Regions from separate parts of the Homo sapiens genome. Here all the other regions are linked to region 2. The links are chromatin loops, found by intact Hi-C in ENCODE. Cell type or tissue: PC-9. All regions are shown on one strand. Region 1 has its middle 19 kb from the start of TEX2. Region 2 has its middle 8.4 kb from the start of ICAM2. Region 3 has its middle 3.7 kb from the start of ERN1.

Region 1 (2,500 bases), 250 kb after region 2:
CTATTAAGTGACCTGCCTTCTTGAAGCATCATTTTACTCACAGATAAAATATGGGTGATAATAATACCCACCTCATGGGTTAGGCCCTCCCATTGTGAGGGCTACACAAAAATGCACCTAACACAGCAAAGTGTTTGCATGGTTCCAAGTGAACCCTCAATATATGGTCACTGTAAAATGTGCAGTAATAAATGTTCATGAAGAACTTGTAGTAACATAAAAAATTATAAAGTCAAGTTTAAAAATGATAAAACAGGCCAGGCCTGATGGCTCACACCTATAATCCTAGCACTTTGGGAGGCTGAGGCTGGAGGATCGCTTGAGCCCAAGAGTTGGAGACCAGCCTGGGCAACATAGAGAGACCCCTACAAAAAAATAAAAACAGGCTGCGTGGGGTGGCTCACACCTGTAATCCCAGCACTTTGGGAGGCCGAGATAGGTGGATCACTTGAGGTCAGGAGTTCGAGACCAGCTTGGCCAACATGGCGAAACCCTGTCTATACTAAAAATGCAAAAATTAACTGGGCATGGTGGCATGCAGCTGTAGTCCCAGCTACTTGGGAGGCTGAGGTATGAGAATCCCTTGAACCTGAGAGGCAGAGGTTGCAGTGAGCCAAGATCGCATCACTGCATTCCAGCTTGGGTGACAGAGCGAGACCATCTCAAAACAAACAAACAAAAAATTAAAAACAAAAAAATTACCTGGGCATGGTGGCACACACCGGTAGTCCCAGCTGCTTGGGAAGCTGAGATGGGAGGATCACTTGAGCACAGGAGGTCGAGGCTGCAGTGAGCTGTGATCATGCCACTGCACTCCAATAAAACAAATACACATATCCTATAACTACAGCCACATAAAGACAGTGTCTAAAGTTAATATGTCAAAATAACAGATTATCATTGCGTAGTGATTCTCTATCGTCCCCCACCCCTGCCCTTATTCTGCTTCTGTAAAAACAATGCAAACTCAATACAGAAAATTTGGAAAGTGCAGAATGGGGGGAAAAAATCCAAGGTTTGATTAATTAATAAAGGGGCAATGTTGAGATTTTCCTCTTAAGTCCACAAGGCTTACCACGCCCCCGTCCATTGGCTACCAAGCCCGTTAGCGCTACCTCGTGGTCAAACTAAGCAACTACTCTTAGACAAAAAAAAAAAAATTTCAAGGAAGAATTAAACAAGCAATGGTATAGCTCCATAAGTAGCAAAAATGTTACGCTGGGACTTTTATCTTGGGGCTTCTATGGGCCCAGTGGGTATCCCAGGGGCCTCATGGAATTGACCTCAGGTGAACAAAAATATGGCTCAAGTATTTTATATGACTGACTAGTCCGCGATACATTCTCCATGAATCTAGCCCACCCTTAGGGCTATCCTGTGTTCAGCCTGAGCCTTTCCGGAAATTTGTCTCCACTGTGTCCAATGTACAGAGAGGAGCAAGCCCACCCACTAGTGCAGAGAAAAGCTGGCCCCTGCCCGCTGGAAGCCCACCTGAGAGAGGGTGGTCCGAGAGGAACCCATACCTGCGTCCTCCACCCACATCGAATCCCCCCGGGGCCAACTGTTCTGGAAGGCCCCTAAACCAGCTGCGGGGCCACTTGGCTCTGAAGTGTTTGGGGCGCTTTGACATAATTTTGTTGTGTCTGCCCAGAAATCCTGACGCAGGCGGTCGGGGGTGGGGGGCCCTGGGGATCTGTAATTGACAAAGGCTCAGTGGGTTTGGGGACCTGGCACTCCCTAGATGACCTTTCCGGAATTGCCAGTCTCTGTCCTCTTCCGGAGGAATCTGGAAAACTTCCTCCAGAGTGTGGCATTGTTTCAAGAGTGACACATGTCATCGAAGCAGGGCTCTGGAGGCAGATGGCGGATTTCCTCCTGGCTCTGCCCCCAAACCTGCTGAGCCACAGCTTCTTCATCTGTGAAAAGAACATGATAATCTTCATACCCAGCTCTCAAGCTTGTTGTGAAGACTATTTAGTGTAATAATTTAATTACACTTATATTTACATTTAATCATAATTATTTAATATAGGTAAAGCCCCAAGCCCTTATTATTATTTTTGAGACAGAGTCTCACTCTGTTGCCCAGGCTGGAGTGCAGTGGTGTGATCTCTGCTCACAGCAACCTCTGCCTCCTGGTTTCAAGCGATTCTCCTGCCTCAGCCTCCCAGGTAGCTGGGACTACAGGCACACGTGCCACCACACCCAGCTGGTTTTTGTATTTTTAGTAGAGATGGGGTTTCACCATGTTAGCCAGGCTGGTCTCGAACTCCTGACCTCAAGTGATCTGTTCGCCTCGGCATCCCAAAGTGCCGGGATTACAGGCGTGAGCCACCGTGCCCAGCCCCCCTTATTATTATTACATACATATGGGTGCCTTTAAATAATGTTTAAAAGGAACAACCCTACTGTGGTTTGAATGTGTGTGTCTCTTCGAAATGTGTGTTGAAATTTCGTTCCCAATGCATGAGGTGGGGCTTTTAGGAGATGACTAGGTCAG
Region 2 (2,500 bases):
TCATGTTAAAAGCCTCTGAAAAGTCTTGCTGTAAATATGGAACTTTTATTTAATCTGGCATTTCCCAGATTTGGTGATTGAGGCCTTTTAAATAATTTAATAGCTTTGGAATTAATATTTGGAGATATAAACTTTGGGAAATTGCCCTAAATGTGTCAACTGGTGAGTCCAAATCTGTGGGGGGAAAATGATGAGCAAAGAGATGAGTAATGTGTTCTACAAAAGTAGAGGACAGTCAGGTGCAGTGGCTCAGGCCTGTAATCTCAGCACTTTGGGAGGCTGAGGTGGGCAGATCACCTGTTAGGAGTTCAAGACCAGCCTGGCCAACATGGTGAAACCCTGTTTCTACTAAAAATATAAAAATTAGCCGGGGGTTGTGGCGGACACCTGTAATCCCAGCTTCTAGGGAGGCTGAGGCAGGGGAATCACTTGAACCTGGGAGGTGGAGGTTGCAGTGAGCAGAGATCACGCCACTGCACTCCAGCCTGGGCAACAGAGCAAGACTCTGTCTCAAAAAAAAAAAAAAAAAAAAAGTAAGGAATGAATTAGACCTGGGGCTGAGAGAGGGAGAGGATAACACTGGGGAAAATTTTCCTGAGATGGGAAAGGCCTGGGAAACAATGACAGGCTCAGAGCAGAGGGTGATTCAGCCCAGGCCACAAGCTTGAGGGCCCTGGAGCAGATGCAGCTATAAACCAGGAGAGTCGGTGCAGCCAATGTCAAGAGCTGGGAGGCTTGTTTGGTGCCGACTCGTAGCCCTGTGTAGCTAGAGGAATCTTAGGGCTCATTCAAACTGCCTTCTTCATGTTATAGACAAGAAGGGTAGGGGCTTAGAAAAATGTAGTTTTTTATTCTTAAAGTAATTCATATTCATGAAAGACAATCTGAACTAAGCACAAAGAAGATTAAAAAAAAAAACAACCACCATATTCTGGTCAGGTGCGATGGTTCATGCCTGTAATTCCAGCACTTTGGGAGGCTGACACAGGTAGATTGCTTGAGCCCAGAAGTTTGAGACCAGCCTGGTCAACAGAATGAGACCCCATCTCTAAAAAAGAATTTATAAATTAGCTGGGCATAGTGGCACTTGCCTGTAGTCCCAGCTACTCAGAAGGCTAAGGTGGGAGGATCACCTGAACCCAGGAGGTTGAGGCTGTAGTAAGCTGTGATCCCACCACTGCACTCCAGCCTAGGGGGGCAACAGAGCAAGACCTTGTCTCAAAAAATATATAAATATAAATAAAAACATATTCCACCTTGTAAAGGTTAAGTGTTTTATTCTGGAGGAGACAACTGCCACCAGGTGGCACTAAACCTAGCTGGCCTGGGCTGATGGGGAACCCCAGCTGTGCAGGCTCTCCAAGGCCACTCATTAACCTCAAAATAAGGCAGCTCCGCAAATCATATGGTTGTATTTCTGGACCCCACTTACTGGTTATGAAAATATTTTACCATTTATTTGATCGGTCTTTCTAATTGTGCTGTACAAATCTTCCACATCTTAAATTTTTGGGGGTCTATTTGATCAGTGAGAAAAATGGTTAAAATATCCATTGTTGACAATTTTTCCTTGTAGTTCAGTTTTTGCCTTATATATTTTGAAGCTATGTTGTTAGGTGTCTAAGGATTCGTGCCTTATATGTTCTATTCAGTTATTTTTTTTGATAAAAATGAAATATCTTTTTCTGTCCCATTCAATCCTTTTCTTTTTGAATTCTGTCTATAGCCAGCCATAGCACTCTGAACATGCCTGATCTTGTCTGAATTCTATAGAATCTGATTGGTATTGCTAAACCAGCATTTTGTTAATATTTGTTTGCTACATCTTTTTCTATGTATTTATTTAAAAAAAAAAAAAATTTTGAGACAGGGTCTCACTCTGTTGCCCAGGCTGGAGTGCAGTGGCACCATCATGGCTCACAGCAGCCTAGGCCTCCCCAGGCTCACGTAACCTCAACCTCAACCTCCCAAGCAGCTGGGACTACAGGTGCACACCACCACACCAGCTAATTTTTGTATTTTTTTGTAGAGACAAGGTCTCCCTGTGTTGCCCAGGCTGGTCTTGAACTCCTGGGCTCAAGCAAATCCACCCGCCTTGGCCTCCCAAAGTGCTGGGATTACAGGTGTGAACCATCGTGTCCGGCCCATGCTGTCTTAATTATAATATTATAGCATTTGGAAGGATAATGCCCTAATATTATTCTTTTTCAGAGCTCTCCTAGTCATTGGTTACTGTTCTTTATGCAATTCTACAAGAAACCTATTCAGATTTTTATTGAGGTCACATATGACATCTTTACAGTGTTGAACAGTGTTGAGCTTTTCCGTCTCTCTTTCTATGGTTTGTGTGTGTGTGTGTGTGTGTGTGTGTGTTTTCTTTTTTCTTTTTTTTTTTTTTGAGACAGGGTCTCACTCTGTCACCCAGGCTGGAGTGCAGTGGCCCGATCACGGCTTACTGCAGCCTCCACCTCTTGGCTTAAGCAATCCTCCCACCTCGGCC
Region 3 (2,500 bases), 100 kb after region 2:
GATAAGCACTGGTTTTATTTATGGTGGCATTGCCCATAATCTTGCTCTACAGTCAAGTACTTCTTTAGGCAGCTTTTTGCTTATGATAAAGTAAAAGCTGATAGCACTGATAAACACAAACAGAAATGGAATATTTTGTAGGGTGCCTTTGAAGTGGACCTGACCATATAAAAGACCTGCAAATGGGCAGTAAATGACCTTTCTGCAAGTCACATTAAATAACATCCACTGAATAAAGCAAAGGTCATGGTCTTAGTGTAAAGATAAGGCCTCTTTTCCACCAGTGTAAGAAACATATATACATCAGATTCAACAAAGAAGTACAGCAGGATCTGACTATGGGGAGGTGGGAGAAAATCTTATTTTCACTTCCCTTTAAACCACTGGTTCCCAAACTTGGAGAGCTAAAAAAACAAAACAAAACAACAACAACAAAAAACAGATTTCCAGGCCAGGCATGGTGGCTCACGCCTGTAATCCCAGCACTTTGGGAGGCCGAAGCAGGAGGATTGCTTGAGATCAAGACCAGCCTAGGGAACATGGTGAGACCCTGTTTCTGTAAAAAAAAAAAAACAAAAAACCAAAAAATTAGTCAGGCATAGTGGTTCACACCTGTAGTTCCAGTGACTTGGGAAGCTGAGGTGGGAGGATGGCTTGAGCCCAGGAGGTCAAGGCTGCAGTGAGCTTTGATCGTGCCATGGCACTCCAGCCTGGACGACAGAGCAAGACCCTGTCTCAAAAAAATAGAAATAAAAAGCTGGGCATGGTGGCTCACACCTGTAATCCCAGCACTTTGGGAGGACGAGGCAGGTGGATCACGAGGTCAGGAGTTCAAGACCAACCAGCCTGAGCAACATGGTGAAACCCTGTCTCTACTAAAAAAACAAAAATTAGCCGGGCGTGGTGGTGTGCGCCTGTAGTCCCAGCTACTTGGGAGGCTGAGGGAGAAAAATCTCTTGAACCCGGGAGGCAGAGGTTGCAGTGAGCCAAGACTGCGCCACTGCACTCCAGTCTGGGCGACAGAGTGAGACTCCATCTCAAAAAACAAACAAAAAAAAAGAAATTAAAAACATATTTCCAATAACTTCTTGTACCCCTTTCCCTGACTGATTCACAATGTCCAGGGGCAGAGCCCAGAGACCTGTGCGTTTTGCAGTTTCCACCGTACACTGAAGGCAGTCAAGATCCAGGGCTCCAGCTCAATCATGATGTCCAGCCTTCATCCCTGCAACCATGAATCCCTTTTAGTTTAGCAAATATCGCCCTCTAGTGTAATAAATTATGACCCAAAAAAGGAGCTTGTGCCTGTCTCATTTGTGTTTAAAACCCTTCAAAATCTCATTTAAAAATGCTTGTGAGGTTGATTTGCAGATAGCTAGTGACAGGATAGATACCTTTGAAGGCGGAGACTTGAAAGAAAAATCTAGTAAAACCAGAAAGAAAGGTCATGGTTGAAAACTCCAGTAACATTTCAAAGGAATAGTATCTTTATCAGAATAAATCAAGTCAGTTTTTTTGTTGTTGTTGTTTTTAGTGATATCGCTGCTGCTGCTTCTTGAACTGAACCTACAGAGTGTGTGGAAGTAGTTATGGGATAAATATTAATACAACCATAAAGGGGCAAGGCGCTGTGACTTACACCTGTAATCCCGCACTTTGGGAGGCTGAGGTGGCGGGTATCTTCAGCCTAAGAGTTTGAAACCAGTCTGGGCAACATAGTGACACTTTGTCCCTACAAAAAAATAAAATAATTAGCCAGGTGCCATGGTGCACACCTGTAGTCCCAGCTACTCTGGAAGCTGAGGTGAGAGGATTGCTTGAGCCTGAGAGGTGGAGGCTGCAGTGAGCTGTCATAGCACCACTGCACTCCAGCCTGGGCAGCAGAGCGAGACCCTGTCTCAAAACAAACAAACAAACAAACACAAAAAACAATGAAGCAAGAGTCTCTGATAGCAAGCTAAATTCTCATCTCCGTCCTCCCGTCACGTTTAAGGGACATTTTAAAAGTTGTTCTCACTGTGAACACTTTGGTTTTTAGGTAAATAGGACTTTGGCTTTTCCTGTTCTAGGATGACTGGATTTGAAAAGATTGTGACACTTGTTTAAGAACTTCCCTTTACCACAGAATCCCACTCACTACACACTTTCTTAGGTTGCAAAAGTGATTATTTCTTTTTTTTCACATTATACCATAAGGAGTAAAAAGTGATTATTTCTTATTATCTTTTTTATTGGCTGTTTGCTGTTTGGAAATGTGCAACTACATGCTTTATGGTATCATCTTGTCTTATCTTTACTCTAAGACCATGACCTTTGCCTGATGTAGTGGATGTTATTTAATTTTAAGAGACAAGGCCTCTGCCCCGCTACCTATCACTCACCACCCCACTCCCAGGTTCTACCCTGTGGGGTAGCTTAGGCTAATCCTGACTGGTTATTTGTTCACTTGTCTCTGGGTGTTGTATTTCACACGCATTTGTGCCAAGTCTATACACCGCCA

What was found. Hi-C counts contacts between places; a loop is a spot of excess contacts. Peaks named below come from ENCODE experiments on the same cell type or tissue, not always from the same donor. Only the 100,000 strongest peaks of a DNase experiment are listed, where the experiment ranks them.
Region 1: it touches region 2 in a loop (8-fold over the local background); 63 of 110 quality-filtered maps call a loop at or near these places.
Region 3: it touches region 2 in a loop (15-fold over the local background); 104 of 110 quality-filtered maps call a loop at or near these places.

Annotation. Positions count from the first base shown.
Region 1 is chr17:64,281,042-64,283,541 of GRCh38, forward strand. No RefSeq gene overlaps it. Among named protein-coding and RNA genes, the nearest start is that of TEX2, 19 kb to the left of the region's middle. In PC-9, CTCF peaks have their summits at 1,100 (motif pointing left) and 1,302; a DNase peak (open chromatin) is centred at 1,080.
Region 2 is chr17:64,027,761-64,030,260 of GRCh38, forward strand. No RefSeq gene overlaps it. Among named protein-coding and RNA genes, the nearest start is that of ICAM2, 8.4 kb to the left of the region's middle. In PC-9, CTCF peaks have their summits at 1,284 (motif pointing right) and 1,483; a DNase peak (open chromatin) is centred at 1,311.
Region 3 is chr17:64,132,546-64,135,045 of GRCh38, forward strand. No RefSeq gene overlaps it. Among named protein-coding and RNA genes, the nearest start is that of ERN1, 3.7 kb to the left of the region's middle. RefSeq lists an enhancer at 1,059-1,108. In PC-9, CTCF peaks have their summits at 1,292 (motif pointing left) and 1,494; a DNase peak (open chromatin) is centred at 1,265.